Linked DNA regions of Homo sapiens: regions 2, 3, 4, 5, 6 and 7 are each linked to region 1. A link is an interaction called in ENCODE POLR2A ChIA-PET data of the cell type or tissue named here. Cell type or tissue: CD4-positive, alpha-beta T cell. All regions are shown on one strand.

Region 1 (4,000 bases):
ACTCTGGCCTCAAAAACTTGCTTTAAAAGCCCAGAAAAAAAAAGTGTGATGTTAAAAGTCTTTGGGTCAGTTGGGTAAGAGGACATCACCAGAGTGGCAAATCCCAATGAAATGGAAGCTCCATGGCCAATAGAAATGGACCCTTGTTAGATTGTGGCTTATTGTAGCAATTCAAATATATTCACCTTTCAAATCATGTCTTTTCCAGGTATTATGACCACACAGGGGAAAGCCAGGTTAGCCCCCATCTTAGAGGATGGTCCTTTTCTGGATCACCAGGTTATAAATTTGTCCTACGACATAGGTTAGCGTGTACTCTTGGCCCTTCAAAGGATGTGGTATTTTGGTGTTGACCTTCAAGACGTTCCATAGTATGTAGTCGTTTTAATTTTGCAGAGGTACAAGTTCAAGGGATATCTGAGATGAGATATTTAGCTAGTGAGGAGGCAAGGGGGTTAGCGAACCCCGTAAAGCTCTTCAGGTGATGAAACGTTGTTAAAAGTATAGAGAGCAATTTGGTAAGAGACAAAAACTTAATGAAATTTGAAAAGACCATTATCTTGTGGGATGGGGATATTTATAGGAAGGGTGACTCAGGGGGCAGGGACTGCTGGGAAAAGCCAGGAACCTGTAGAATCATTAGGATCCAGTCATTTGGAGCTTCCTCCAGGTCTGGGAAGACATTCTTTCCCAGTTCCCAAGGGCCATTGCACTCTGATTTGGAAACAAATAATTTAGGATGAGTATAAAAATGATAAAACTTGCTCATCAAAGTGACATTTTAGACATAGCTAAATATTACCACATACCATATTATACTGTCATAGTTTCCCACCATTTTTTGTTCCTTGGAATAAGGCAACTTATAAATACTCTACATTATGGTTTTTTTTGTTTATTTGTTTGTCTTGTTTTGAGACAGGGTCTCGCTGTCACCCAGGCTGGAATGCAGTAGTGCAATCATGGCTCACTGCAGCCTTGACCTCCTGGGCCCAAGTGATCCTCCCACCTCAGCCTTCCAAGTAGCTGGGACTACAGGCATGCAACACCATGCCCAGCTAATTTTTAAAATTTTGTTGTAGAGACAGGATATTGCTATACTGCCCAGTCTTGTTTCCAACTCCTGGCCTCAAGTGATCCTCCCCCGTCAGCCTCCCAAGGCATAAGTTACTGGTGTGAGCCGCTGCGCTGGCCTATATTATATGTTTTTGCTGCTTCTGTTGGGGAAGAATTTGGTGTTTTATCTGAGAGAGATGACAGGAACCTTGGCCAGATGCCACCCCCAGAAACTCAGTGTCCTTCTGTTGGTAGCTGCTTGCCTCTTTGCTGCCCCTATCAGAGCAGAGTTGTTCATTTGCTTCTCTGAGCACATCTTGTGTGGAGTCTCGGGCCCCAGACAGCAGGGCTGCAAATGACACACTCAGCTGCAAGGCAGCAGTGATCTGTGGACGAGATTCAAATCCAGAGAAAAAAACGGAAGCCTCGAACTGCATCTGAAAACCAGCGAGAAAGAAGCAAATTCCTGTGAAATGGCACAGGCATCATTTCAGCGTTGACTCATTCTGCTCAAACCTGTCACCGCTCACACGGGAGTGGTCGTTGGAATAAGGGACTTCTCCTCAGGTGAATGACAAAGAAACACAGATTTGGATTTGCCCAGGTGTCTGGAGAGGAGGCTGCCCCTGGATGCCGTGCCCCACTGTGCAGAAAGGGGATGCCCGGGGCATTGTCACCGCAGCGAGTCTGCACCTACCATCCTCTGGCCCCTTTCTGCCACCTCTGCAGCATCTCCAATTAAATTTTAAAAAAGTAAAAGTGGGGACAAGAATCATCTGCCTGCCTGTGTTTGGCCCTCCTTCCAAGTTTTTGTGTTCTGTTTGAAATCAAACTTATGCTTTCTTCCAAAATGAATGACAGAGAAAAAAGAAAAAGCCACCCAGGCTTGAAAAGTGGTAGCTTCTTGCCGCCGACTTCCTGCCGGTGCCAAGTCAGAGGGAGCTCTGCGTGTCCTCAGTTCACCCTCGCCAGGCCACACCGCATGCAAATAAGAAGCTGTTTCAGTGTGTGCCCATCTGAGACGCTGACATAAAAAAGGAAGAAAGAAAGGAAAAAAACCACCGTCACCACCAACAAAAAAACCCAAAACTGATTAATTCTCGTAGATTGCAGCAGAGCAGGGGGCCTGGTGGTGACACATCCTGTTTTGCTGTTCAAGTTGTCATCCCCCAAGCCAATAAGCTCCCTCATGAACGGCACCAGTTATGAAGGGTGACAAAGAATTCAAAACACTCACAGGACAATTTTCCTAACCCTTGGTCTCTCGGAATGCTATTTTTTAGGCTAATTTGTTTTGATGAGAAAACTATGCCTGCTAGGCCTATTTTTAAGCCAGATTTGAAGTCAACGCAGTTGGTATTTGATCTTGCAAGAACGACAGAGGTGTCAGCAGCAGCTCTGCCATTTAAGAGCTGTAGCCTGGTGGGACACCGTCCTGCAACCAGGGCCCTAGCACAAGAAGTATCTCTGTTGTTATTTGCTTCTCTTCTTTGAGATCCATACTTGATTTGAAAAATCACCACTTGAGCGGCACCTGGTGATTACGTAACCATTCAACTCTGTGTTTTATCCTAGGGCTAGGTAAGAAATTGAAAATCCAGCCTGAAATAATTAGTTTAGCTGCAGACAGGGTGTATTAAACAGACTCAATTTAATAGAGCTAGAACCATAAGATGAATGTATTTATCTTCAATCAAAGATGACATGTTGGACAGATTCCTTCATTCATCACTTTTCTGTTATGTTTAGCCCTAAGGGAAGTCTTTTTTAGATACGTAAGATGCACCTTCAGGGTTAAAGCATCTAGTCCAGTCTGAATAAAACATCAAAAGCACCTACAATCCCAAGCTCCTTCAAGAACTTTGCAGGCAGTCTTCGGGTGAGTTTGGTAAGACTATTAATCGGAGTAATGAAATAAAGTATTATCACATCTATTTATTTTTCTCATTTTCTTTTAACTTCTCTTTTGTGTATGTTCTAAAATACACATAATTTTCAGTTCATAGGGCATTTTCCCCTTGTAAGTAAATATGAATATATTTCAGAGTGAGCTCAAAGTTTTACGTTAGATTTAGGTAGGCATTTTTTTTTTTTTTTTTTAAGATGGAGTTTCACTCTGTCACCCAGGCTGGAGTGCGGTGGCTCGATCTTGGCTCACTGCAACCTCCGCCTCCTGGGTTCAAGCGATTCTCCTGCCTCAGCCTCCTGAGTAGCTGGGATTACGGGCACCCACCACCACACCCGGCTTATTTTTGAATTTTTAGTAGAGCTAGGGTTTCACCATGTTGGCCAGGCTGGTCTAGAGCCCCTGACCTCAGGTGATCCACCCACCTCGGCTTCCCAAAGTGCTGGGATTACAGGCGTGAGCCGACAAGGTAGGCAAAAGTTAAAAACAAAAAAACAAAAAAACAAAAAAAAATTTGGAATAGTCTGTAACAGAGGAGGGCTTGAAGAGAAGTGAGGTGATTTGCAGAAGCATCAGCCAGGAGGCATTCCTCCAGGAGAAAAATTTTTACTTAAAGGAGAGAGCTTAGTGATGGAGAAGGAAAAGATCTCGACAGACATTCAAGATTAGAATCATAAGTTGGCCATTGATTGGGTGTGGCTCTGGGAAGTGGAGGTGCTGTGGGCAGGGGCTGGCTTGGGCAATGAGAAAATGGTGTTGCTTATGTGCCCACTCTGTGCTGGGACTCAGCTGTGAGTGCCTCCAAATTCACCACATTTATCAAACCTCAGTGCTCTGAGACAGCATATGATGGCCTAGCAGGATGTCCATTCTTTTCCTGGAACCACCCATCCAGTTATCTCCTTGAGTCGCCTGGGTGGTGAAAAGTGGTCTCATGCACAATGGATGCGGTGTGATCCCCTTGCTATGTCACGCATGGCGTCTGCCCTCTTCCCTGGCACCTGTGCCACTCCAGGTTATGCCTGTGCTGCTGCCCAT
Region 2 (4,000 bases), 62 kb after region 1:
TTTAGTCAGTTGTTCAAATTTCCAGTGGTCTTGTGTCAGTTTTTTTTTTTTTTTTTTTTTTTTTTTTACATTTTTTGGAATCAGGATCCGGATAAGGGCCATATACTGTGATTCACTGATGTCTTTTAAGTTGTATTGGACCTATAGTTTTATCTCCCCTACTTTTCCTTGCAATTTATTTATTGACACTTATCTTAGGGAATTGCTCAGTTTAGATTTTGCTGATTACATCTCCAGGGTGTACTTTGACATATTATTCTGTGTTCTGTATTTCTTACAAATTAGTACTTGGACATAGACATTTGACCAAACTCAGGTTTGATTGATGGATTTAGTTTTTTTGGCAAGGCCACTTTTTGTTTTTTTTGAGATGGAGTCTCACTCTTGTCGCCCCCGCTATGCACTGGCTAGATCTCAGCTCACTGCAACTTCTGCCTCCTGGCTTCAAGTGATTCTCCTGCCTCAGCCTCCCAAGTAGCTGGGATTACAGGCGCCTGCCACCACACCCAGCTAATTTTTGTATTTTTAGTAGAGATGGGGTTTCACCATGTTGGCCAGGTTGGTCTTGAACCCCTGACTTCAGGTGATCCTCCCACCTTGGCCTCCCAAAGTGCTGGGATTACAGGCGTGAGCCACTGCGCCTAGCCTTGGCAAGACTGCTTTAGAGAGAGTATTCTGTTCTTCATGTGATAAACATTTCCTGAGACCCAGTTGTCTTTCTTTTGGAGATGTTAGTAGCTGTTTATTAACTCATTGGAAGATGCTATTTATCCACTCAAACGTTTATGGGATTTAGGTTGTTGATAGGTTTTTGCTGTTATGAACAATGCTGCTCTCCATATTCTTACACTGCCTCCTGGTAATAGCTTGAATATGAATTTACGCAGAAGTGGAACGGTGGTCATAGAGCATGTTCAGATTCAGTTTTACTAGTCAATTCCAAATTGTTTTCCGAAGCTACTGTTGCAGTTTACACTTTGATCAGCAGGGGATTCATGAAGTGAATTTTGTGCAGTTTGCTTTCTGGTCTCACTTTTCAAGTTTTGCCAGTCTCATGGATATATACTGGTTTTTCATTTTCACAGTGAGAGAGAGGGGAAAGGAAATTAGTGTTTTAAGTGACCAAGGTTGTTTGTCACCATCCACTAGTAACTGGCCCAAGGAGGACAGTGGAAAAAGAATGAAATCTGGATGTATGTTGCTTGTGACCTTATAGAACAGGCATTAATATGGGTGTTCCCCGCAGCCAGAAGTTGAAGTATCTATTTCTTTTTCTGTTTTAGTTTATTTTATTTATTTATTTTTAAGACAGAGTCTTGCTCCGTCATCCAGGCTGGAGTGTAATGGCACGATCTCGGCTCACTGCAACCTCTGCCTCCCAGGTTCAAGCGACTCTTCTGCCTCAGCCTCCTGAGTAGCTGGGATTACAGACATGCACCACTGTGCCTGGCTAACTTTTGTATTTTTAGTAGAGATGGGGTTTCACCAAGTTGGCCAGGCTGGTCTTGAACTCCTGACCTTAAGTGCTCCGCCCGCCTCGGCCTCCCAAAATGCTGGGATTACAGGTGTGAGCCACTGCGCCTGGCCTCTTTTTCATTTTACATACACTTTCTGGAATTTCCAATTGGAATTTCATTTCAGCTATTCCTGAAAGAACTTTCAAATGACACAGTTTTGATAATATGTTTTCTTCCATTTAGATTAAATGTGGGTAACTCTACAGAAGGTTTTTTTTTTATAGCTTGGAGGAGATAATGTAGCATAAATATTGATATATTGAAAAGCTATCATTTTCATGGAATGGGAAAAATAGCTAGAATTAAGATAGCAAGCTAAGATAAAGTCTCTGTGTTCATGCAGTTACTCCAATGCCAAAATTACAAGTCTTATAATGTAGAAAGGTTAGTTCATTATGCCTTGGTGAAATGTGTTAAAAAGCTGTTTGTTGCCACGACAAACAGAAAGTTTAAGAGCCTGCTCAGCTTCTCCATTGGAAGAAGATTGGCAGAAGCTCATAAACTATGAAGGGGAAGGAGTGCAAGTCAGCCCTTTTACCCTCTGGGCTACTCACTGCTCAACGAATGTCTCCACGCTCTTCCTGTTGCATTCAATAGCCATTACTTACCACTGACAAGAAATCCTAGGCTTCCTTGGATGAGCTGAAATGCTGTTACCCAGCTGTTCTCAGGCCTTTCTTATTTCCTGCTTTGGTCTGATGATCTGTTGTTTCCTTTTGAGATGATTTGCAATTTGTTCTTCTTAAGGGACATTTATGGGGTCATTTCAAGTGTTACTTACTTGACAAGATATGTTAAAGTGATGTAAATCCTTAAGTTAAATGAACAAAGCTCTTAATTGGAATTGGAAGTGCCAGAGATCACAGCTGGTTTTCTGTTTGGAATACTCCATCATACCAGCTGAGTGAAGCTGCTGCCTTCTTGGGAGGAAATGTAGGGCAGAGGGTGGGGCTTTATTTCTAGGTCAGCAGCTGCTGAGGTTAACTCAAAACAATGACATCACCCAGGGCTCTAAGTAGCAGTGGTGTTTGGAAATGCACAGGGGCATCTGGGTTTTCAAAATAGCCTGGGGGTGTTGGTGGTGGGCATGATTGGCATTTAGTGCTTGGGAGCCAGGTAGACAAAATGTCTTACAATGAGTTGAGCAATTCCACCCAGCAAAGAATAGTCTTGTCTGGCAGGGTGCAGTGGTTCACACCTGTATTCCCAGTAATTTGGGAGGCCAAGGCGGGTGGATCACCTGAGGTTAGGAGTTCAAGACCAGCCTGGCCAACATGGTGAAACCCTGTCTCTACTAAAAATACAAAAACCAGCTGGGCGTGGTGGCGGGTGCCTGTAATCCCAGGGGAGGCTGAGGCACGAGAATCGCTTGAACCCGGGAGGTGAAGGTTTTAGTGAGCCGAGATCACACCACTGCACTCCAGCCCAGGCGACAGAGTGAGATTCCGTTTCAAAAAAAAAAAAAAAAAAAAAGGTCCATTCCAAGATGCCAATCATCCCTGTTGAGAAACACGGCGGACGATTAGAGCTAGCACGCTGATCTTTGAGTTTTACGGAAAAATCAATTGTTCTTAGGTCATCGGTATATTTTGTAGCCTCTAGCTTATAATGAGAGAGGAGTCTACATAGTTCATAGAGGGACTCAATTATCTGATAGTATTTCGGCTTTCTGTTCTTTAAGCTCTTTATCAGTTAGTGAGGACAATCATAGCCCCTCCCTTTTATAGTCATTATGGAGATTAAAGGAGTTGATGTATTTAAAGCACTTAGAAAGTTCCCTGGCACATAGTAGGCACTCAGTAAATATTAGCTATGATTATTTTTTTCCTCATGCCCCTTGGGAAAACTTGGCATTGCTTGACAGTTATTCCAGAAACATCACTCTAGCCTCAGAAATCTCCAAAAGGTCCGGTGATATTTTCCCTAGGAGGAGACAAATTCCTATGGTGGTAAGTGATTGAAAAAAGGGATCATAATAACACAATAGAAGGACATCAAAAACAAATAAAACTGACTTCCTGATTTTGTCTGGAGATTGGCAAATTTAGCCTTTAGACCGAACCCTGTTCTGTAAGTAAAGTTTCATTGGGACACCCATTTGTTTCCGTATTGGCCGTGACTGTTTTTGCACAGCAGGGTTGAGTAGTTGCAACACAGACTGTATGGCTGTCAAAACCTAAAATATTGGCTAAATTGTCCTTTACAGAAACATTTGCTGACCCTGGTACATAGTTTACATTATGAGTTGGCTACTCATCACTGTCACCTGAGGGCCACATCTTATCAAAGCTCAGAGAGATAAACACAAAGGGTTTAGGATGAAGTGTTTTACAGGGATAGTAATGCCATATAATGATGATGATGATAGATAACACTTATTTGTTTACTATGGTCACACACACTTCTAAGTATTTGATAGATACTAAGTCTTTTTGATAAACACAAAAATGCCCAGCATCTCAGTACTCCCTCAAGTTTATTCA
Region 3 (4,000 bases), 200 kb before region 1:
CCTGACCTCCAGTGATCCACCCACCTCGGCCTCCCAGTGCTGGGATTACAGGTGTGAGCCACCCTGCCTGGCTCACATTCTGTCATTTGGGGCTCTTTTTTTTTTTTTTTTTGGATTCATTATGTAGGCATGATTGATTAATCACTGGCTGTTGGTGATTAACTTAATCTCCAGCCCCTCTCCCCTCCCCAAAGGTCAGAGGTCTGAGCTGAAAGTTCTGACTAATTCCAGCTCCCAGCCCCCATCCTGGAGCTGCCCAGTCCTCTCACTGACATTCAAAAAACACTCATCCCTCTGGAGATCCCAAGGGTTTTGGAAGCTCTGGACCAGAAAACAGGATCAAAGACCAAATATGCAGCCACGGCCCCATCCACCTCTGAGGGCATGTGCTCTGGCCTTACTATGACGGCGGCGGTGGCGAGTCTGATACAGGCGGGATGATGCACGCTTTATCTGGAACCCTTGGCCTTGGATAAAATTTGTCTTCTGTAGCAGTTACGTCCATGGAGCTAAGTCCAGGTCCACCTGCCATTGCAATTATGGCAGGGAAAAGGACAGAGGGAGCTGACGATTACACCTAACTTTGGATTTGGGGCACCCTTCTGTTCCCCCACTTCCTGCTTCGCTGACACTCACACCCCCAAAGGCGGTGGCGCAGAAGCTGAAATCAGGGCTCAGGACTCCATCTACAGCCAGGCCCACGAGCAGGGTCTGTTCTGAAGGCTCCACCAGCAGCTGTGTCCCAAGCCAACTGGCAAGACACCGTCCCACCCGACAGTGGCTTCCTCCCCGTGGCGTCATCTCCCTTCCAAAGAGGGAGGAATTTGGACTATTACCCACGAACGATAGCAGGCTAAGAAACAAATTATGATTACGAAAGATTAAAGAAAAAAAAAACCACCCACACCTACTGGCTGTACCTTTCCTGCATGATTTTTGCCACCGCATGGGAAGCGGGCCAATTGCTATTTGCCTGGGTGTTTTAAATATCAGGAGATCAGGAGATTTGCTCCTGACATAATTTTTTTTCGAAGTGCAACAGAAAATAGCACTTTTCACAACAATTAACTGTTAACTGGCTCCAAAGAAGGTCTGCTTGTTAGACATTAGGGAGGAATAGAAGGCATCTTCTCAGATGTTGGCCTTTGCGGAGGCAAGGTCAGTGGTGCCGGGAGGTGACTCCCTGCATTTCCGTATGTCCGTTTCTTAAGTCGCACTATTACTTCCCTTGAGTAAGGGACGTAATATTGAGTAATATTTATTGAGCTGTGTGTGAGAGACTGTTTCAGGCTCCGGGAAAACAGCGAACAAAATAAAAACAAATTGGCTGCTTTCATAGACCCCACACACTAATAAGCACATAGGGAGTCGGTCAGGCGGTGACCCGTGCGGTGGAGAGAAGGCAGCCGGCGGGACGTGGAAGGGTCGAGGTTAAACCGAGGTAGTGGGGAGGCCCCCAGTGAAAGACGCGAGTTTCCGGGGTGCTCCCTCTAGCCAGCAGTTAATTGCAATTCTGCCGGGCGCGGTGGCTCACGCCTGTAATCCCAGCACTTTGCGAGGCCGAGGTGGGCAGATCACTTTAAACCAGGAGTTCCCGACCAGCCTGGGCAACATGACAATACCCGTTTCTACAAAAACATTTAGAAAAATTATCTGGGCGTGGTGGCGCACGCCTGTAATCCCAGCTACTTGGGAGGCTGAAGCAGGAGTATGGGTTGAGCCTGGGGAGGTGGAGGCTGCAGTGAGCTATGATCGCACCGCTGCACTCCAGCCTGGGCGACAGAGTGAGATCCTGTCTCAAAACACACACACACACACACACACACCCCCCAAAACAACAAACAAAAAAAAAAAAGAGAAAGAAAAAATTACACAATTTCAGTTTGTTCAATTTGAGTCAGCTGGTGATTCGAGCGTGTCCCCTGTGCCCGTAGGACATAAAAGTAAAAATAAGATGGAATTCCCTCAGGTCTCGTCCTTCGGGAAGGATGGCTCGGAACAGCCCGAAAGAGAAAAGGGAGTTGGTTTCTTCCCGGACCAGTTTTCCCCTGTCCCGTGGAGTCCACAAGACAGGCGGCAGCTTCAAGGCCGGCAAGTTCCGCGTCTGGGGGGCTGCGGGCCGCCCCTGCGGGACCGGGGGGATCTGGGCGGGACAGGGCGGCCCGGCCCACGCCCCGGCTTCCCCCAGCAGCCCGAGGGCGCCCGGAGCTCACGGCTGGCGCCGCCCCGCGCTTCCTGCCTCGCCGCGGATCCTCCTCCGCGCCGTGACGCGCCAGGCTTTGACCAAATATGTCCCTTTCCCCTCCCTCGCCCGCCCCGCCGCCCGCAGGCGCCCCGAGTCGCGGGGCTGCCGCTTGGACGTCGTCCTGTCTGGGTGTCGCGGGCCGGCCCCGCGGGGAGCGCCCCCGGCGCGATGCCCTTCAGGAAAGGTAGGAGTCCCGGTGACGCGGCCCACGCCCCCAGCGCGCGCGGGGACCTGAGCGGCCGCCTGTGGGTACCCGAGCCTTGGGTCCTCGCCAGGCGCGGAAGCACTGTGCACCCGGGCTGCGGCGGTGCCGCCCGGGGCCAAGCGAGACGCGCTCCGCCTTGTCCCCTCCGCCCTGCGCTGCGCCCCGGACCCGCGTGTCCCTCCAGATCCGCACTGTCTCCTCCGGTCCTGCGTGTCCCCTCCGGCCCCACGCGTCCCCCTCCGGCCTCGCGTCTCCTTTCCGGCCTCGCGTCTCCTTTCCGGCCCCGCGTCTCCTCTGCAGCCCCGCATTGTGCCTCCAGACCCGCGCTACCTCCTCCAGACCCGCGCGTCCCCTCTGGCGACTCCGGCCGCCACCACGTGCCCGAGCCGGGGGCGGCACTTGCAGCGAATTCCCGCTTCCCGCTGCGCTCCAGCCCCGGGCCGCAGATATACCAGGGCTCCGGACCCGGAGAGACCCGGAGGGCGGCGGGGCCCGGGGTCCTGAGGGCGGGATTGGTGGGCTCGGGGGCACGGAGAGGGGCAGCGCGGCGCGGGAGGTGGGCAGCTCTGGCCTGAGTCCCACCTTTGCCCCTCCCGCCCTCTGACCCCCGGGCAGTCATTTCAGCCCCCAGCCCCAGTTGCCTCCTGGGCAAAACCGACAGATGGCTAGGGACGGCCGCGTGAGGATGGGAGCCGTCCCCAGAAAAGCAAACTCAGGCCCGCTGATGAGCGCGGCCCGGCCCCTCCTGCAGGGGCTGCCCTCCGCCTTTTCCGCCCTGCGTGCCAGAAAGGCCCGGCTACCTGGTGTTCCTACCCGCACCGGGGGGTCCCAGCGCACCGGACCCCGGTTTACAGGCCGGGTGGTTGGAGGCCCAGCACTGCCCAGAGCCCTGGGCCCCTCTCAGCTCAAAGACCCGGGAGAGAAGTGGGAGCTGCAGAAGTGTGGGGAGGGGGGCCTCGATTTGACTTTCAAATCAGAGTTGTGTGACTCCTGCGCCGTCTGTTTGGGTTGGGAGGGGTTGAGTTCTGGTGATGATTGTCACTCAACACCCGAGACTCCCCCACTGCGACCTGGGCACACTAAGGACGTTGAGGACTGGGGGTGTGTGTGGGGGGAGCCTGGCCTCCCCTGGCACTGGGCCTGTGCTGTGCCGTCTCTCCCTTCCCGCACCCACCCATCTGCCTCTCTTCTCTCATAACTCAGAGGCACGGCCAGCGTGATGCTACGGTTGCCTGGAGGCTGTACCGGACTTGTTTTTCAAACAGAGGGTGCCTAGGTATCAGCGTGGGCTCCTGGCGGTGAAGGGGGTGGCTGCTGACTCTCCTGTCCCGTTGGGGTAGAGAGATGGGGGAGGGTGGCCAGAAGGAAGGTGACAGCCAGCAAGCAGGGGCTCTGCCACTCCTCTGTCAGCTGGACACGTTTAGTCCCAAGGCCACTGTCTTCGGTGTCTCCATTAATCCAGGTATGATTCGGCCACCTTGACTCTGTGGGTTCTCTGGAGGCTCTCAGAGTGTCCCTCCCCCCCTACTCATTAACTGCAGGGGACAATC
Region 4 (4,000 bases), 180 kb before region 1:
TGCAAGACTGAAACTCTGCACCCATTAAACAATAACTCTCATTCTTCACAATCCCCAGCTCCTGGCAGCCACCATTCTTTCTGTCTCTGAATCTGACTATTCTAGGGAACTCATGTGAGTGGAATCTTACAACATTTGTCTGTTTGTGCCTGGCCTATTTCACTTAGCATCAAGTGCTCACGGCTCATCCACGTTGTAGCATGGGTCAGAATTTCCATCTTTTTGGAGGCGGAGTAATGTTCTGTGTGTTTAGTCACATTTTGTGTATCCATTCATCTGTTGTTGGACACATGGATTACTCTACCTTCTGGCTGTTGTCAATAATGCTGCTGCGAACATGGGTCTACAAACATCTCTTTGAAACCTTGCTTTCAATTCTTTGGGGTGTGTATATACAAGGAATAATCTTTTATTTCATAGCTTTAGCATCTATTGATGATTCTTGAGTGAAACACTTATCAGAGTGTCCGTAAAATGGCTATTTACCATTTTTGTCATTCTTTCCACATTTATTAGTTGGCATTCTTTTGTAAAGAAGCTCTTTCCTGCCCATCCTCCCTTTTACTAGCTTTAATTTCATCATCATTATTAATAGTAGTAATAGTACCAATGTGGACTCCGGGATTTTTAAAATTATGACTGCATGTGTTAGAATCCATTCCTGACATACTCAATTGATGCTCAAGCCACTCCCAGTTTGGGTGAGAACCCTTTCAGGCTGGCTGCTGTGTCCTTGACACGCCCCCTTCAGCTTTTGAGCTCTGTCTTAACTCCTGTTCCAGGCTCCTTGTGTCCTTCCCAGTCTCGGCCTTGGGAGCAGCCACTCCTCCAAGGATCCCTGGGTACTTTCAGTGGAGGATGGTCCTTAGAAGGCTGGATCTGGGCTTTTGTGTGCCTCTTCTTGCTACCGGAGTGTCCGTGTTTCCAGGGCGTTTTTCATGGATGGAGCTGGGAAACATTTTAAAATTGTAAATTCAAACGGATCAGTTATTCCAGTCCAGCAGCACAGAGTTCTTCCTCTCCTTCCCCCGTCCCATAATTGTATCTTTCATTTGCTTTCTGTGTTTTCCCCAGGAATGTTGTCTTCATCTTGAATCTCCTTTGCTACTGGCTGTACTCATTAGCAACATAAAATTCCTCGTGATAACCTCTGACCCCTATCCCATGTGTGATGACACCGAGTTGAGGGAGATCAGACATTCAATGCAGAGGTGGGGGCCAAGACCAAGCCTCCTGGGGCTTAAGAAAATATCTCCAGAGACGGGAAGTCTGGAAGGGAACTCCATCACGAATATTTTATGTTCCCTCCCTCTATTGTTCTCAATCACTGCACAAGTGTATATTACTTTTTTTAATAACAAAAAGGAACTTTTAAGGTAACCCCCCACAACCCTATATAGACTGGATGTCAACTCTTTAGTCCTAGATACACCTGGAGCCTGGCGTCGTGGGGACAGAGGCAGGTCCCTGTGCTGAGGGCGGTAAGACAGGGCGGGTAGGTGGGGACCCAGCTGGGAGGTAGGGGGGCCAGACGGGACATCAGCTCCCGGGAGCCCCGCTCTGGGCACGGTGCGCGCCTCCACCCTCCATTGCACCCCGCGCCTGCTTCCTCCCAGGTGCACCTCGGGCGCCTAAGCCAGCTGGGTCCCGGGCCCCGGGAGCAGCTGCGGGCCCGACGGGGGCGTGGCGGGACCGGCGGGGGCGGGGCCTGGGGGTGGTCCGCGCGGATTGGCTGCTGCCTGCGGCGCACGAGCCGGTCAGCGCGCACCCCGCCCTTCCCGGGCCGTGCGGCACGCCGCGTTCACGTGCTGTCGCGCGCCCTCCCGGCGTGCGCCGCGCGGCCCCAGCCTGCTCTGCGGCGACTGTCCGGCTCGTGAGCTCCGCGTGGATCCGGCGCTGGGCCCCCTACGCTCTGGGGACCTGGGGTTGTGTTTCCGGCAAAGGATGTTTTCCGAGAAGGCCTGGGAGCGGCTGTAAATAATACCCGAGAGGAAATAGGCCCGGCAGGTGTTTTTGCGCGTCCCGGCGTTGGGTGTGGCTGCGGCGGGCGTGCAGGCCGCAGATGAGGAAACAGACTAGGAGGGATTTAGGCATCTGGACTCTGCGGGGCGGCCCGGGCGCGCAGCCCGTTTCCCTGTGGGTTGAGGGCGCGGGAGAAGTGGGCGGCCCACCCCACCCCGCGCGTGGATGCGGGGCTGGGGCAGGTCCGCGGTGGAGGCGCCGCCAGTGAGCACCCGGGGACCGCTCCTAGCCCCCAGTGTGGGACACAGACTCCCTGAGGACCTCGTATGCGTTGGGTCTGTGGCTCCATCCGAATCTTCATGAACAGGGCCTGCGGTGAATTTGGGGAGAGTGAGTGAGCGGGTGAAGGGTCAGGAAATAAGTCACAGGAGGCATGGTTGAAGAATTGGGGATGTTTAACCCAGACATGGCAGGACTGGGCACACTTGACCCCTGTCTGGAAGTATTTGAAAGACTTCTGAAGGGGGCCAGCCCCTCCACACCTGTGGGTGTTTCTCGTCAGGTGGGAGGAGATACTGAGAAAAGAAATAAGACACAAAGTATAAAGAACAGTGGGCCCAGGGGACTGGCACTCAGCATACGAAGGACCCGCACTGGTGGCCGTCTCTGAGTTCCCTCAGTATTGATCATTATTTTTACTATCTTGGCGAGGGGAGTGTAGCAGGGCAACAGGTGGGGAGAAGGTCAGCAGGGAAACATGTGAGCAAAGGAATCTGTATCATGAATAAGTTCAAGGAAAGGTACTGTGCCCTGATGTGCACATAGGCTAAGTTTATGTTTCCCTTTACTCAGACATCTCAGTGTAGCAAAGAGTAACAGAGCAGTATTGCTGCCAGCATATCGCCTACAGCCACAGGGCGGTTTTCTCCTATCTCAGAATAGAACGAATGGGATTGGTCTGCTTTACACCGAGACATTCCATTCCCAGGGATGAGCAGGAGACAGAAGGCTTCCTCTTATCTCAACTGCAAAGAGGCCCCCTCTCTTTCACTACTTCTCAGTACAGACCCTTTACGGGTGTCTGGCTGGGGCACGGTCAGGTCTTTCCCTTCCCAGGAGGCCATATCTCAGGCTGTCTCAGTGGGGGGAAACCTTGGACAATACCCAGGCTTTCTTGGGCAGAGGTCCCTGCAGCCTTCTGCAGTGCATGGTGTCCCTGGTTAATCGAGAATGGAGAATGGCGATGACTTTTACCAAGCATACTGCCTGCAAACATATTGTTAACAAGGCACATCCTGCACGGCCCTGAATCCATTAAACCTTGATTCAATACAGCACATGTTTCTGTGAGCATAGGGTTGGGGCTACAGTTACAGGTTAACAGCATCTCAAAGCAGAAACAATTTTTCTTAGTATAGATCAAAATGGAGTTTCTTGCGTCTTCCTTTTCTGCATAGACACAGTAACAATCTGATCTCTCTTTTCCCCACAACTTCCTTATGAGGAAGAGGCTAGACTTTCCTTCTCCCTGGGGGCACAAAACAGATTTTCCCAGGTGGAGAATTTCAGGTCAGTTACACAGAGCCGGCAGGGATGAACATGTCTGGCGTTCTTTGCAGGAGCCAGATGTTTACCTATGTTAGTGGGAGAATAGTGGAGCTCAGATGCAAGTTCTCATCTGCCAGACTCCAAAGCCCTTGCCTTTTCTCGATGCGTCTATTTTTTTGTAAATGTTTTAGTTCAGAGGTACATGTGCAGGTTTGTTATATAAGTAAACTCGTTTGTTGTAGATTATTTCATCACCTAGGTATAAGCCTAGTACCCAGTATTTTATTTTCTTTTTTCTTTGTCTTTGTTTTTTTTTTTGAGACAGAACCTCACTCTGTCGCCCAGACTGAAGTGCAGTGGTGCTATCTCCGCTCACTGCAACCTCTGCCTCCCGGGTTCAAGCGATTCTCTTCCCTCAGCCTCGTGAGTAGCTGGGATTACAGGCGTGGATCACCAGGCTCAACTTTTTTTTTTTTTTTTTTTGAGACGA
Region 5 (4,000 bases), 170 kb before region 1:
GGCTCAAGGAATCCTCCCGGCTCAGCCTCCCAAGAAGCTGGGACTATAGGCGTGTGCTGCCACACTCGGCTAATTTTATTTTTTGTAGAGATGAGGTCCCTCTGTGTTGCTCGGGCTGGTCTCAAACTCCTGGACTCAAAAGATTCTCCTGCCTTGGCCTCCCAAAGTGCCAAGATGACAGGTGTGAGCCACCACTGCTGGCCTAGATATCTATTTTTTATATGAAATTTCTATCATGTACATAATGTGTTCGTGCAATAGCACATGTATATTAGATATAGATAAACAGGTTGTTGGGGGTAGAAAAGTTTGGATATCAGATCAGAAAAGTTTGGATATCTCAGCTCAGAGCCACGATGAGAGTGGGGAGGGAGCCCGCGCTTCTCAAGCTCAAATGCCTAGGAGTCCTTTGGAGATGGCGTTCAGATGCAGATTCTTGTTCCATAGATCTGGCTGGAGCCCAAAGTTCTGCAGCTGGCGGGCTGATTCAGAAAACATGAGTTGGTGCTTTTCCTCTTTTTGCCGCCGTACTCCATTGAGAGTCTTAGTCATGGAGGGAAACCCGAAAACCACCGGTGTCCGGGACAGATACTCTGACGCATTCTCCCGGAACACCCTGGGGACTGCGAGAAAGCCCCTGCTGGCTCACTCGTTTGCTGGGATCAGTTCCCATCAGGCATGCGGCTGTGCTTCTTGGTATCGATTTGCTTCTTGGTCCCATGGCTTCTGCAGCCCACGTCGGGAGGGCAAGGTGTGGTGCAGCCTGAGAGAAGCATGCTCCTTTGCAGGAAGGAGAGGGAGGCGCACAGGCGGGCCTTTTGGAGCAGAGGAGGCAGAGGAGTCCAAGCTGGGTGCAGTTCCTCTGCTGCAGCCCTGAGCTGGGCAGACAGGACACTTCGCTGGCCTTTCCTGGCCTCATACTTGTCACTCGGTGACACTGCGACCAGTGTGAGCAAACGTTCAGAAAGCACATTTAAACACTGTTACTTAAAATTGCAACTTCACAGGGCCAGTATTCTTTTTACCATGTTCCAAATGAGGAAACCGGGGTGCTGAATGATTAAGTGACTTATCCAAGACCACAGGGCTTGCAAATGGCAAGTGGGAGGATTGTTTGAGCCCAGGAATCTGAGACCAGCCTGAGCAACATGATGAGACCCCATCTCTACAAAAAATTAAAACATTAGCTGGGTGTGGTGGCGCATACCTGTGGTTCCAGCTACTTGGGAGGCTCAGGCAGGAGGATTGCTTGAGCCCAGTAGGTCGAGGCTGCAGTGAGCTGTGATTGTGCCACTGCACTCCAGCCTGGGCCACAGAACAAGACTTCATCTCAGAAAAAAAAAAAAAAGTTCACCCAAGGCAGACAACTTGTCCAGGGAGGGCAGAGCTAGATGTTCCTGTGACTGCAGTGCTGGGGCGCATCTGTCCTCTGTCCTGAAAGCAGGCCGCTCCATGCTCATCTCCCACACCTTCACCTCCTGTTAGGCCAGCGTCCACTGCAGTGGCCCAGCTCTTCCCAGCATCCCCTTACACAGGATCTGTGTTCCCTTCATGGTTTGGCCTGCATGTCCTTCAACCTGGGACGTCCACTCTCTCTCAGTTCTGTCCTCATTGTGCCCTACTTGTCTACTTCGGGAACTCTCCTTCACCACTCACCTCACACCCTTCCTCCAGGAAGCCCTCCCTGACTTTCTAGGCAGAGTTGGAGCCCTCACCCTGGGCATTTCCACAGCAGAAACTGTCCCACCACAGCCGTTGCTGGTGGTCATGTTTGTGTTTGCCAGCAGCCCACAAGAGGTCGAGGCGCAACCTGTAGTCCTCAGCTGCTGGGGCCGGGCAGTGGTGTGCTTTCAGCCTGGAGGGGGCGCTCAGGAAGAGGTTGTCCACTTGTGTGCAGCTTTTATGTGTCCTGTGCATATGGTTACAGCACCGCTTCCTGTGAAGGAGTTGAGCTAGGGGTTGTGCTGAATGCAGAGAACAAGATACAAACTTAAAGAGGCCTAGGGTGTGGCGGGAAACACACACCCCTTCCCCCACCTATATATGCTCACGTGAAAAGGTGCAGACAAGTATTTGAGGTAGTGCAGAAAATAAATGCTTGGAGAACAGCAAGGGAGGGATGTTAGTAGACACAGAGGGAATAGACAGAGGCAAAGGGGGTTTCTGGGTCTCCAGAGATCTGGGGGGCTAGGTGCAGGAAGGCTTTTTTTGGGAGAGAAGCAGATCAGCTGCGGGGGTGCAGAGAGAGGGAGGGGAAAGGTTGCTTGAGGCCTCATTGTAGAGGACCTTCCGTGAAGCCTAAGGAGGTTGAACTTGGTCTTAGTGGCAGTCGGGAGCCAGTGATTGTTTCTGAGCAGGGGAAGAAAACCAAAGTACTGTCTTAGGAAGATGAGTCCCTGTCAGCGGAATGCGCAGTGGACGCAAACGGGAGGCGGGGAGGAAGAGATGGGGAGTGAGGGCCTGTGGTCCAGGTGCGGCATTTAGAATTTAATCCGCACAGATAGTAGGCACGGAAAGAACATAGATGATGTGTGCGGGAGTTGAGATTTGGGGATTGACCAGGTGTGGGGATTGGAGCGGCTTGAAGAGGCAAGTTCCAGTAGAAGGAGTCATTAGTCCTTACACGGTGCTCCTTACTCCAAAGCCTGTATTTTTTCTGCTGACTTCTCTGAGCCTTAGTCTCCTCTTCTGTAAAGTAACGGGCTTGGATCTCTTGTTATTTGTTCTGGACTCCTGGCACAGATCTGCTGGTTCCTTCATGCCAATGACCCAGGCCTGTTTACCAGGAGAAGCAGACATCGTGACCTTTCCCGTCCAGCCTTACAGCCTAGTTTATCAATCCAGGACAGGGGTTCTTAGAAGAGTCCTCTCTGGTAAACAATAAACAAGTGCTGTTCCGTCTGCCTCGCGGTGCCCCCACACCTGCCTGGCCACGTCACACTGGCAGATGGGACGCGGGCATCAGCTCAAGTTCTGTGGAGCGAGAGATTCCGTGGCCCGGGCTGACCTGGGCTTGGAGGCCTGGAGCTGCCTGCGGCCCCCGCCGAGAAAGCCAGGAGCTGGGGCTCGCTTGTCAGGCGTGTTTCTGTTTCTGTGGCACTGGGCCTGCTGCCCCTGGACTGTGGAGACCCAGTGACTGGCGCAGGGTGAGAGCCAGGGTTGGGACCAGTGTGCGGGCACAAAGCCCCAGAGGAAGGTGCGCTCTGGTGGCTCTGGCCCTGTGATCTCCGTGCAGCCCTCCCACGGCTCTGCTGGGGGAAGCTCTGGGGTCCCTGTGTGTGTAAAAACTCTGGGCCTGAGGAATAGCTTCTACTTTGTTTCTTTCTTTAATTTTTTTTTTTTTTTTAATACGGAGTCTCACTCTCATGTAGGCTGGAGTACAGTGGCACGATCTCGGCTCACTGCAACCTCCACCTCCCAGGTTCAAGGGGTTCTCCTGCCTTAGCCTCCCAAGTAGCTGAGATTACACCTGCCTGCCACCAGGCCTGGCTAATTTTTGTATTTTTATTAGAGATGGGGTTTCACCATGTTGGCCAGGCTGGTCTTGAATTCCTGACCCCAAGTGTTCCGTGCGTCTGCCTCCCACAGTGCTGGGGTTACAGGCGTGAGCCAGTGCCCCCAGACTGTTTTGTTTCTTTTCTTTCAAAATTAAATTGTCCCCAGCTTCTCTCCTCAAACCTCAGTTTTACCCCCTCTTTGGTTCCCATGCACAAGTAGAGAGAATATGAGGTTGTCATTTCAATGGCCATTATGACCAGAAAATTGTGAGATTGCATCTCTCAGTCTTGCTCCGTCCCCTCTCTTCTTTCCCTCCTTTCCATCATGGCACTTTGGGGCACTTTCAGGTACACAGAGTGTTGGCAATAACAGTAAATATCCTGAGGTGGGGAGCACTTGGATTTGCCTGGCATGGATTGCGTGTTTGTAGGTGGGAACTCATCCGAGTGTGGGGACCACAGTGCTGTTGTCATCCCCGTATGACAGATGGCACAGCTGGGGC
Region 6 (4,000 bases), 54 kb after region 1:
TGTGTTGTTATGCAGGTGAGATGACTTAATACTGTCATATACGCAGGGCAGTCCCAGCCCTGAGCAGTGTGCCCTGAACTATATTTCAACACACAGCGAGAGCTGGATCTCTCGAGCAATCCCACGTCCCGTGTCTCGGCAGGCCCAGGACAGTTCTGCTTTTAACCTGTTTCCTGGAGTAATTGCTAACAGTGCTTCCTTTCAGAAAAAAAAAAAAAAAGGCTCATTTTAGCTAGTAAATTATATGGTTTGGCTACATGTAAGTGTTTTTACTCATTCATTTAAGAAACTGAAAAAAAAAAAAAAAATCTGCCAGCTGGCATGCACCTACAGTCCTGGGTGCTCGGCAGGCTGAGGTGGGACGATGCTTGAGCCCAGGGGTTCAAATCTAGCCTGGGCGACATAGAAAGACCCCACTTCTACAAAAAGCAGAAGAAAGAAAGAAAAAATATTGAATGGGTACCATGTTAGATGCTAAGAACAACGACCATAGTTCGTTCCCTTTTAGAGCTTACTGTCTTCTGGAGAACTTGCAAAATTAAATAATTCAAATTTAAAACTGTTGGAACTTTATTCTGAGCCTTGAGAGAAATGGACTGAGTCACATAGCATGCCGTTGCAACTTCTGCTTTTTCCCGTAAACGATTAGGAATGACCGAGTAGCACCAGAAATAAGACCCTCTGAGTGGTGACCCCTCAGAACATTACTCTTGTCCTCACAGAACATTACAGCCATCTTCCATGGAATGGAGCAAGCCACCCTAATCAAATCGCTATGACATGTATCTAGCCTTGCACGGAAAACATTGCAACCTGCCGAAACCATCTCTACCTATGTAAGCACAGCCTTAGCTTCCCCACTTTAGAGCATGTCCCTTTGGGGTCTGTGTTTTCCGGGTGACCGTTCTCAAGCTCTGTACTCAAATAAACCCCATACTTCATCATATTTTCTGTATCACCTTATTTAAGGTCAACAAACTTTAAGGACATAATTAAGTAGACAACCTCATGACTTGAACACATGGTTAATAGTAATAATTGGATTGACATCCATATAGTTCTCCTCTGTTTTAGGAGAGGGCTGGTTTTTTTTTTTTAAATATTGATCCATTTTCGTGCTTTGTATAGTAACCCAATGAGGTAGAAGTGATTACCGCCACCCTTTTACTGATTACAACACCTGGGGTTCTGAGCGCCAGCCACTTGGTGAGGATTGCGGGGCCAGGGCACTCTGGTCCCAAAGCTCTGATTCCCACGGGCTTTCCTGCTGAGTCACGCTGTCTGCTGGGAGCTGTTGACCCGCCGTCTCTTTCTCTGACTTCCACCCGATAATTCTACATGGCTCTGCAATAAGCAGCTTTTTTCTTATTATTTCCTACAAATACATAGGTTACACTCTGATTAAAGGCAGAATACACATCTTGAATTAAGGGGAAGGCTGAAGCCTGGAATTCTTCCCATCTCTAATCCTGCCTGGTCACTGAAGTTCCTGAGTCCTCAGCTCAGGTCTGAGGCAGCCCTGCCCAGCAGGGACGGAAACTGCAGCTTTTTCATGTTCCTCTGCCTCCCTCTAGTGACTCAAGTCCAAAATAGTGCGGCTGGGAACTATTGGAAGAACACAGACGCTGCAAAGAAGCTGGAAACCATCATTCTCGGCAAACTAACACAAGAACAGAAAACCAAACACCGCATGTTCTCACTCATAAGTGGGAGTTGAACAATGAGAACGCATGGACGCAGGGAGGGGAACATCACACACCGGGGCCTGTTGGGGGATTGGGGACTAGGGGAGGGATAGCATTAGGAGAAATACCTAATGTTGATGGGTGCAGGAGACCACCATGGCACGTGCATACCTATGTAACAAAACTGCGTGTTCTGCACATCTACCCCAGAACTTAAACTATAATTTTAAAAAACCCCAAAAGAGTGCAATTTCAATGCCAAAAAAAAAAAAAAAAAAAAAAGCTGAGCTTCATCTATTCCTTCCGCTCTTTCCTCCCTCACGCCTACCATGTGTGAAGCACTGTACCCAACATGAAGGACACAGACAGAAAAGCCTGACTCCGCATCTCCCTGCTCGGGTTGCCTTGGCAACTTCTCCGTGTACCCAAAGAAGCAAAGGGGACTTAACAATTTCAAAGAAGAGTGGCAGTAACTACTTTTTCTGTTCCGAGCTTTCTTGTATAAAGTGAAGCACTGTGTGGCCTTTAAGAGTTCTATTAAGGGCCGGGCAGGGTGGCTCATGCCCGTAAATCCCAGCACTTGAGGTCAAGAGTTCGAGACCAGCCTGGCTAACATGGCAAAACCCCGTTTCTACTAAAAGTACAAAAATTAGCCAAGTGTGGTCGTGGGCACCTGTAGTCCCAGCTACTTTGGAGGCTGAGACAGGAGAATCACTTGAATCCAGGAGGTGGAGGTTGCAGTGAGCTGAGATTGTGTCACTGCACTCTAGCCTGGGCAACAGAATGAGACTCTGTCTCAAAACCAAATAGAAACAAAAAGAATTCCATGAAGGGAATTAGGACCACTTTTTAATTCAGTGTCTGCACACTATCTCCTGACCACCTGGCTGCTGCTTTTCCTCCCTGCTTCCTGTCCTCCCTTCCTCTCTACCTTGCTCTACTCTCCTATCCCTTCACTGGTGCTCCTTTTGTGTTTTATCTCCTCTGCCAATCAACATGCAGGGCAAGGAAGCCAGGCATAGCACCGGGCACTGGCCGGCCCTGCTGGTCGCTCTCATGCCTGAAGCTCTGTGCTAAAACACCTAGTTTCCGGCAATGTGCAGACGGTGGACACTCAGAGGTGGGGTGCGGCAGGATTCAGACTTCTCAAGGACACCATAGTGTGGCAAACACTAAGGAGTTCGCTGCCAGTGTCTTAGTCGGAGTAGGGCAAGGCTATGGAGTAGGGTCCCTTCTATTTGGAAAAGAGAAAAGTGCTTCTGATGTTATTTTTATATAATGATCCAGGCAGCTTGGTTTGACCATCCAACACCTGCAGAGCCCAGCTCAGCATTCATGTCTTCATTCCCCTCTGCTATCTCTGGGGCATATCCAGTGTCCCTGAACCGTGAGTTCCCGGCTCACTCTCAGGTTTCTGCCGACTTTGGTGGGTCTAAGATGAGACCTTTGGTAACCACAGAAACAAAGCTTCTCCCCATGCTCATGGCCTGAGGAAGCTTTGGAAAGGTGTTATATGGATGTTTCAAATGCTGTGTCAGACCATTTTAATCTACGCACCTCTTATTATTGTGTCTGAGCACAATGTATTGCAATCCAGTGTTTATCTCTCCTATTGAAATGGAGACAGCTAAAGGGTCTGCATGATGCTAACTGAATTTTGTATTCCCAGTGCCTAAGACATAGTTGGTGCTCGATAATTGTTTGTTTCAGGGATAAATGAATGAAAAAAAAAATGAATGAGTAATCATTAGCCTCAGCAATACTTTGTTCCCAAAGTCACACACACACTCATTTATTTCCTCCTAAGAACAGATGCTAGGCCAACAGGTCTTCATGATTTTACAATCTCTATGGTGACAGATAAGACATTAGGGTGCATATGAGGAAAAGATAGGAGATAGCAGGATACGAAGGCCTAAAAAGGGGGAGAGGAAATGGAGAAAAAGTGCCTACAGATTCTAATAACTGAGAGACAATTTTTAGGATTATGGTCACAGTTTTAGTAGCAAGAATAAAAAAATGCAGAATTCTACCCTTTCCTTGCCAAGATTAGATAAGGGCAAAAATCCTTTAATGGCATTAAAGAGAAAGAGAAAAGAAAAAACTAGAGAGAGAGAGAGAGAGAAAGGGAGAGAAGGGGGGGGGAGAGAGAGAGAGAGAGAGAGAGAGAGAGAGATTGCATGGCCAGAGGTCTAACTCAAATACTTGCAATGTTCAGATAAAAAACCCTCTTCCATGCCAGACTCTGACAATGGATTCATTCTTTCTTTCGTTCTTTCTTTTCTTTCTTTCCTTCTTTCTTTCTTTTTTCTCTT
Region 7 (4,000 bases), 56 kb before region 1:
TTCCATATGAACTTTGAAGTAGTTTTTTCCAATTCTGTGAAGAAAGTCATTGGTAGCTTGATGGGGATGGCATTGAATCTATAAATTACCTTGGGCAGTATGGCCATTTTCATGATATTGATTCTTCCTACCCATGAGCATGGAATGTTCTTCCATTTGTTTGTATCCTCTTTTATTTCATTGAGCAGTGGTTTGTAGTTCTCCTTGAAGAGGTCCTTCACGTCCCTTGTAAGTTGGATTCCTAGGTATTTTATTCTCTTTGAAGCAATCGTGAATGGGAGTTCACTCATGATTTGGCTCTCTGTTTGTCTGCTATTGGTGTATAAGAATGCTTGTGATTTTTGTACATTGATTTTGTATCCTGAGACTTTGCTGAAGTTGCTTATCAGCTTAAGGAGATTTTGGGCTGAGACAGTGGGGGTTTCTAGATATACAATCATGTCATCTGCAAACAGGGACAATTTGACTTCCTCTTCTCCTAATTGAATACCCTTTATTTCCTTCTCCTGCCTGATTGCCCTGGCCAGAACTTCCAACACTATGTTGAATAGGAGTGGTGAGAGAGGGCATCCCTGTCTTGTGCCAGTTTTCAAAGAGAATGCTTCCAGTTTTTGCCCATTCAGTATGATATTGGCTGTGGGTTTGTCATAGATAGCTCTTATTATTTTGAGATATGTCCCATCAATACCTAATTTATTGAGAGTTTTTAGCATGAAGCGTTGTTGAATTTTGTCAAAGGCCTTTTCTGCATCTATTGAGATAATCTTCTGGCTTCTTTCAAGATTTTCTTTTTGTCTTTGATTTTTTTTTTTTTTTTTGAGACAGAGTCTTGCTCTATTGCCCAGGCTGGAGTGCAGTGGTGCGATCTCAGCTCACTACAACCTCCACCTCCTGGGTACAAATGATTCTTGTGCCTCAGCCTCCTGAGTAGCTGGGATTACAGGCACCCACCACCATGCCCAGCTAACTTTTTTTTTGTATTGTTAGTAGAGACGGGGTTTCACCATGTTGGCTAGACTGGTTTCGAACTCCTGACCTCAGGTGATCTGCCTGCCTTGGCCTCCCAGAGTGTTGGGATTACAGGCATAAGCCACCACGCCTGGCCTGTCTTTGATTTTCTAGATGTACATTTCTTTGGTATTTATCATGCTTGGTGTATTTATCCTCCTCTGAGCTTCCTGGTTTTGTGGTTTGGTATCTGTCATTAATTTTGGAAAATTTTCATCCATTATTACTTCAAATATTTTTTTCTGTCTCTTTCTCTTTTTTTCTGTGTGGTATTCCCATTACATGTTTGTTGCATACATGAGTTTCATTTTTTATTTTTGTTTTTAACTTTATGTGTACATATTTAATTAAAATAGAATAGGCATAAATCAAAAACAAGAAAATAATCAGGATAAAGTGTCCTGTCATTTAGTTTGCAAGGAGGAATCAGGAAGTGCAACAAATTACTAGAAAAATATTCTAAAACCATCTGAAGTGGCTAGGTTACATAATCTTCAGAGTCAAATGCCAAAGTTAAGTATTATACCACTTAATCCACAAATGAAAAAAAAGAGGAGTCAAAAGTTTATCTTGTTCAGGCTGGGCGTGGTGGCTCATGCCTATAATCCCAGCACTTTGGGAGGCCAAGGTGGGCGGATCACTTGAGGTCAGCCTGGTCAACATGGTGAAACCCTGTCTCCACAAAAAATAAAAAGATTAGCTGGGCATGGTGGTGCATGTCTGCAGTCCCAGCTACTCAAGAGGCTGAGGCAGGAGAATTGCTCAAGCCCAAGAGGCAGAGGTTGCATTGAGCAGAGATTGTGCCGCTGCACTCCAGCCTGGGCAGTGGAATAAGTGAGACTCTGTCTCAAAAAAAAAAAAAAAAAAAGTGTCCTGTTTACTAGAACAATTTTTACATTCAATCTATAGTGCTACTGGCAACTTTCAGAAGAAAGAAGTTTCCATTATGCATTGACTAGAAAATCTCAAATACAACTAAGCAGCTATGCTATGCTATAGCTCGTTAAGTATCATTAAACTGCTCTGGGCTAGTGTACATTTCAGATTAATAGAGAACCACATTTTGCGTTTTAGAAAGGCAGCAGTAATTCTATTTCAGCTTTTAGTCTGGATGCTTAACACAGTTAAGGCGACAGTTCAAGCACATTAAGTGAAGGTAGTTAAGATTTCAGAACAATCATCACCATCTCTTACAACCTACATACACTGTTTAATGCTTACGTGGAAGGAAACCAGTGGTTTTTTTTTTTTTTTTTTTTTTTTTTGAGACAAAGTCTCACTCTGTTGCTTAGGCTGGCATACAGTGGTTTGATCTTGGCTCACTGCAACCTCCACCTCCCGAGTTCAAGCAATTCTGCTGCCTCAGCCTCCCGAGTAGCTGGGATTACAGGCATGTGCCACCATGCCTGGCTAAGTTTTATATTTTTAGTAGAGACAGGTTTTCACCATGTTGGCCAGGCTGGTCTCGAACTCCTGATCTCAAGTGATCCTCCCACCTCAGCATCCCAAAGTGCTGGGATTACAAGTGTGAGCCACAGCACCCAGCCGAAACCAGTGTACTTTTTTTTTTTCTTTTTTTTTTTTTTTTTTTTTTTTGAGACAGAGTCTCACTCTGTCGCCCAGGCTGGAGTGCAGTGGCGCAATCTCGGCTCACTGCAAGCTCCGCCTCCTGGGTTCATGCCATTCTCCTGCCTCAGCCTCCCGAGTAGCTGGGACTACAGGCGCCCACCACCACACCCAGCTAATTTTTTTGTATTTTTAGTAGAGACAGGGTTTCACCATCTCTACTAGCCAGGATGGTCTCGATCTCCTGACCTCGTGATCTGCCCACTTCAACCTTCCAAAGTGCTGGGATTACAGGCGTGAGCCACCGTGCCTGGCCCGAAACCAGTGTTCTTAATTGGCATTTTATACACACATACACAGAATTAAAAAAAAAAAAAACTATCAAGGGCAATCATTCTAAGTGTACTGTGGTAGAATGTGTTAAAAATGCAAACATCCCATAGAACTAAAGTAACATGAACAGCACTTCTCATGGCCTAGGAGAAAGGTGACTGGTTCTCACACAAAGCTAAGCCTGTATCAGTCATTCTAATCACAATGGCTTATGAAAGTATCAGGTTTCCGGAAAAGCAACTATTCCAGGAAAGTCAGTAAATCTCTTGAAAGTTTCACCTCTATAAAACCAGGATAAGGCTACAGCTCTCTTGAAATCTGAACAGGTTATCAGATGAAACAGTAAGATTCCCAGCCATAATGTGAGATGGAAAGATCCTCATGCAGCGTATGCTCAATTGCTGGCCCCAGAAAGCCTCACGTGCAGAATACAGAAGTTGCCAAAGAAGGAAACGGAGACGTTCAGCTACATTTCCGTCGTGTGATGAATTTTAAACCCTCAGGAATGGTGTGGTCTATTAGGCTTTTCATCATGCTTGGTGTCATCCACTTAATCTGTTCAAAGATAAAAGAAGACATGATTGTAATAGTAACTCGAGTCCCAGATGTTGACAGTATGTCTGCAATTTGAGAGTCCTTCAGTCCAGTGACCTTCTGTCTGTTGATTTCACAGATGTTGTGTTCTGTGAGAAGACCATTTCTGGCTACAGAACTGTCTTTCACTATGGATGTTATCTTTTCTTTCTTTCTTTCTTTCGGAGATGGAGTCTTACTCTGTTGGCCAGGCTGGAGTGGAGTGGTGCAATCTCGGCTCACTTCATCCCCTGCCTCCTGGATTCAAACAATTTTCCTGCCTCAGCCTCCTGAGTAGCTGGGATTATAGGTGTGCACCACCATGCCTGGCTAATTTTTGTAGTTTTAGTAGAGATGGGGTTTCACCACATTGGCCAGGCTGGTCTCAAACTCCTGACATAAGGTGATCTGCCTGCCTTGGCCTCCCAAAGTGCTGGGATTACAGGCGTGAGCCACGACGTCCGGTCTATTTTTCCATTTTAAATGATAAAACCAACATGTCCAGTGCTATCCTTATGCA

The links. ChIA-PET counts read pairs that join two places held together with the same protein. Peaks named below come from ENCODE experiments on the same cell type or tissue, not always from the same donor. Only the 100,000 strongest peaks of a DNase experiment are listed, where the experiment ranks them.
Region 2: POLR2A ChIA-PET joins it to region 1 with 21 read pairs; 11 of 35 experiments call an interaction of 5 or more read pairs at or near these places.
Region 3: POLR2A ChIA-PET joins it to region 1 with 14 read pairs; 3 of 35 experiments call an interaction of 5 or more read pairs at or near these places.
Region 4: POLR2A ChIA-PET joins it to region 1 with 25 read pairs; 5 of 35 experiments call an interaction of 5 or more read pairs at or near these places.
Region 5: POLR2A ChIA-PET joins it to region 1 with 15 read pairs; 8 of 35 experiments call an interaction of 5 or more read pairs at or near these places.
Region 6: POLR2A ChIA-PET joins it to region 1 with 59 read pairs; 11 of 35 experiments call an interaction of 5 or more read pairs at or near these places.
Region 7: POLR2A ChIA-PET joins it to region 1 with 14 read pairs; 10 of 35 experiments call an interaction of 5 or more read pairs at or near these places.

Annotation. Positions count from the first base shown.
Region 1 is chr10:6,346,166-6,350,165 of GRCh38, forward strand. No RefSeq gene overlaps it. Among named protein-coding and RNA genes, the nearest start is that of LINC02656, 2.2 kb to the right of the region's middle. RefSeq lists a cis regulatory region at 1,845-2,345. In CD4-positive, alpha-beta T cell, no CTCF peak of the experiment used is centred here; DNase peaks (open chromatin) are centred at 1,666 and 2,056; H3K4me3 peaks cover 892 bases; H3K27ac peaks cover 1,543 bases.
Region 2 is chr10:6,408,008-6,412,007 of GRCh38, forward strand. It overlaps LOC124902370 (a long non-coding RNA gene), which reads right to left and starts at 2,423. Exons shown (of 2, transcript XR_007062044.1): 1 at 2,126-2,423. It also overlaps a transcript of PRKCQ not described here. RefSeq lists an enhancer at 2,087-2,588. In CD4-positive, alpha-beta T cell, no CTCF peak of the experiment used is centred here; a DNase peak (open chromatin) is centred at 2,494; H3K4me3 peaks cover 700 bases; H3K27ac peaks cover 1,612 bases.
Region 3 is chr10:6,142,585-6,146,584 of GRCh38, forward strand. It overlaps LOC124902369 (a long non-coding RNA gene), which reads left to right. Exons shown (of 3, transcript XR_007062043.1): 3 at 1-897. It also overlaps a transcript of PFKFB3 not described here. Among named protein-coding and RNA genes, the nearest start is that of MIR3155A, 7.6 kb to the right of the region's middle. RefSeq lists enhancers at 1,839-1,958, 2,659-2,808, a silencer at 2,049-2,598 and cis regulatory regions at 2,063-2,563, 2,119-2,619. In CD4-positive, alpha-beta T cell, no CTCF peak of the experiment used is centred here; DNase peaks (open chromatin) are centred at 2,277, 3,176 and 3,622; H3K4me3 peaks cover 2,295 bases; H3K27ac peaks cover 580 bases.
Region 4 is chr10:6,162,005-6,166,004 of GRCh38, forward strand. It overlaps a transcript of PFKFB3 not described here. Among named protein-coding and RNA genes, the nearest start is that of MIR3155B, 12 kb to the left of the region's middle. RefSeq lists a silencer at 1,419-1,898 and an enhancer at 2,309-2,418. In CD4-positive, alpha-beta T cell, no CTCF peak of the experiment used is centred here; a DNase peak (open chromatin) is centred at 1,797; H3K4me3 peaks cover 1,839 bases; H3K27ac peaks cover 2,333 bases.
Region 5 is chr10:6,171,490-6,175,489 of GRCh38, forward strand. It overlaps a transcript of PFKFB3 not described here. Among named protein-coding and RNA genes, the nearest start is that of MIR3155B, 21 kb to the left of the region's middle. RefSeq lists an enhancer at 1,921-1,970. In CD4-positive, alpha-beta T cell, a CTCF peak has its summit at 1,806; DNase peaks (open chromatin) are centred at 572 and 1,882; H3K27ac peaks cover 331 bases.
Region 6 is chr10:6,400,427-6,404,426 of GRCh38, forward strand. It overlaps LOC124902370 (a long non-coding RNA gene), which reads right to left. Exons shown (of 2, transcript XR_007062044.1): 2 at 1-1,375. It also overlaps a transcript of PRKCQ not described here. Among named protein-coding and RNA genes, the nearest start is that of LINC02656, 52 kb to the left of the region's middle. In CD4-positive, alpha-beta T cell, a CTCF peak has its summit at 1,573 (motif pointing left); DNase peaks (open chromatin) are centred at 106 and 1,555.
Region 7 is chr10:6,289,699-6,293,698 of GRCh38, forward strand. It overlaps a transcript of PFKFB3 not described here and the pseudogene SDCBPP1. Among named protein-coding and RNA genes, the nearest start is that of LINC02649, 35 kb to the right of the region's middle. In CD4-positive, alpha-beta T cell, no CTCF peak of the experiment used is centred here; a DNase peak (open chromatin) is centred at 2,263.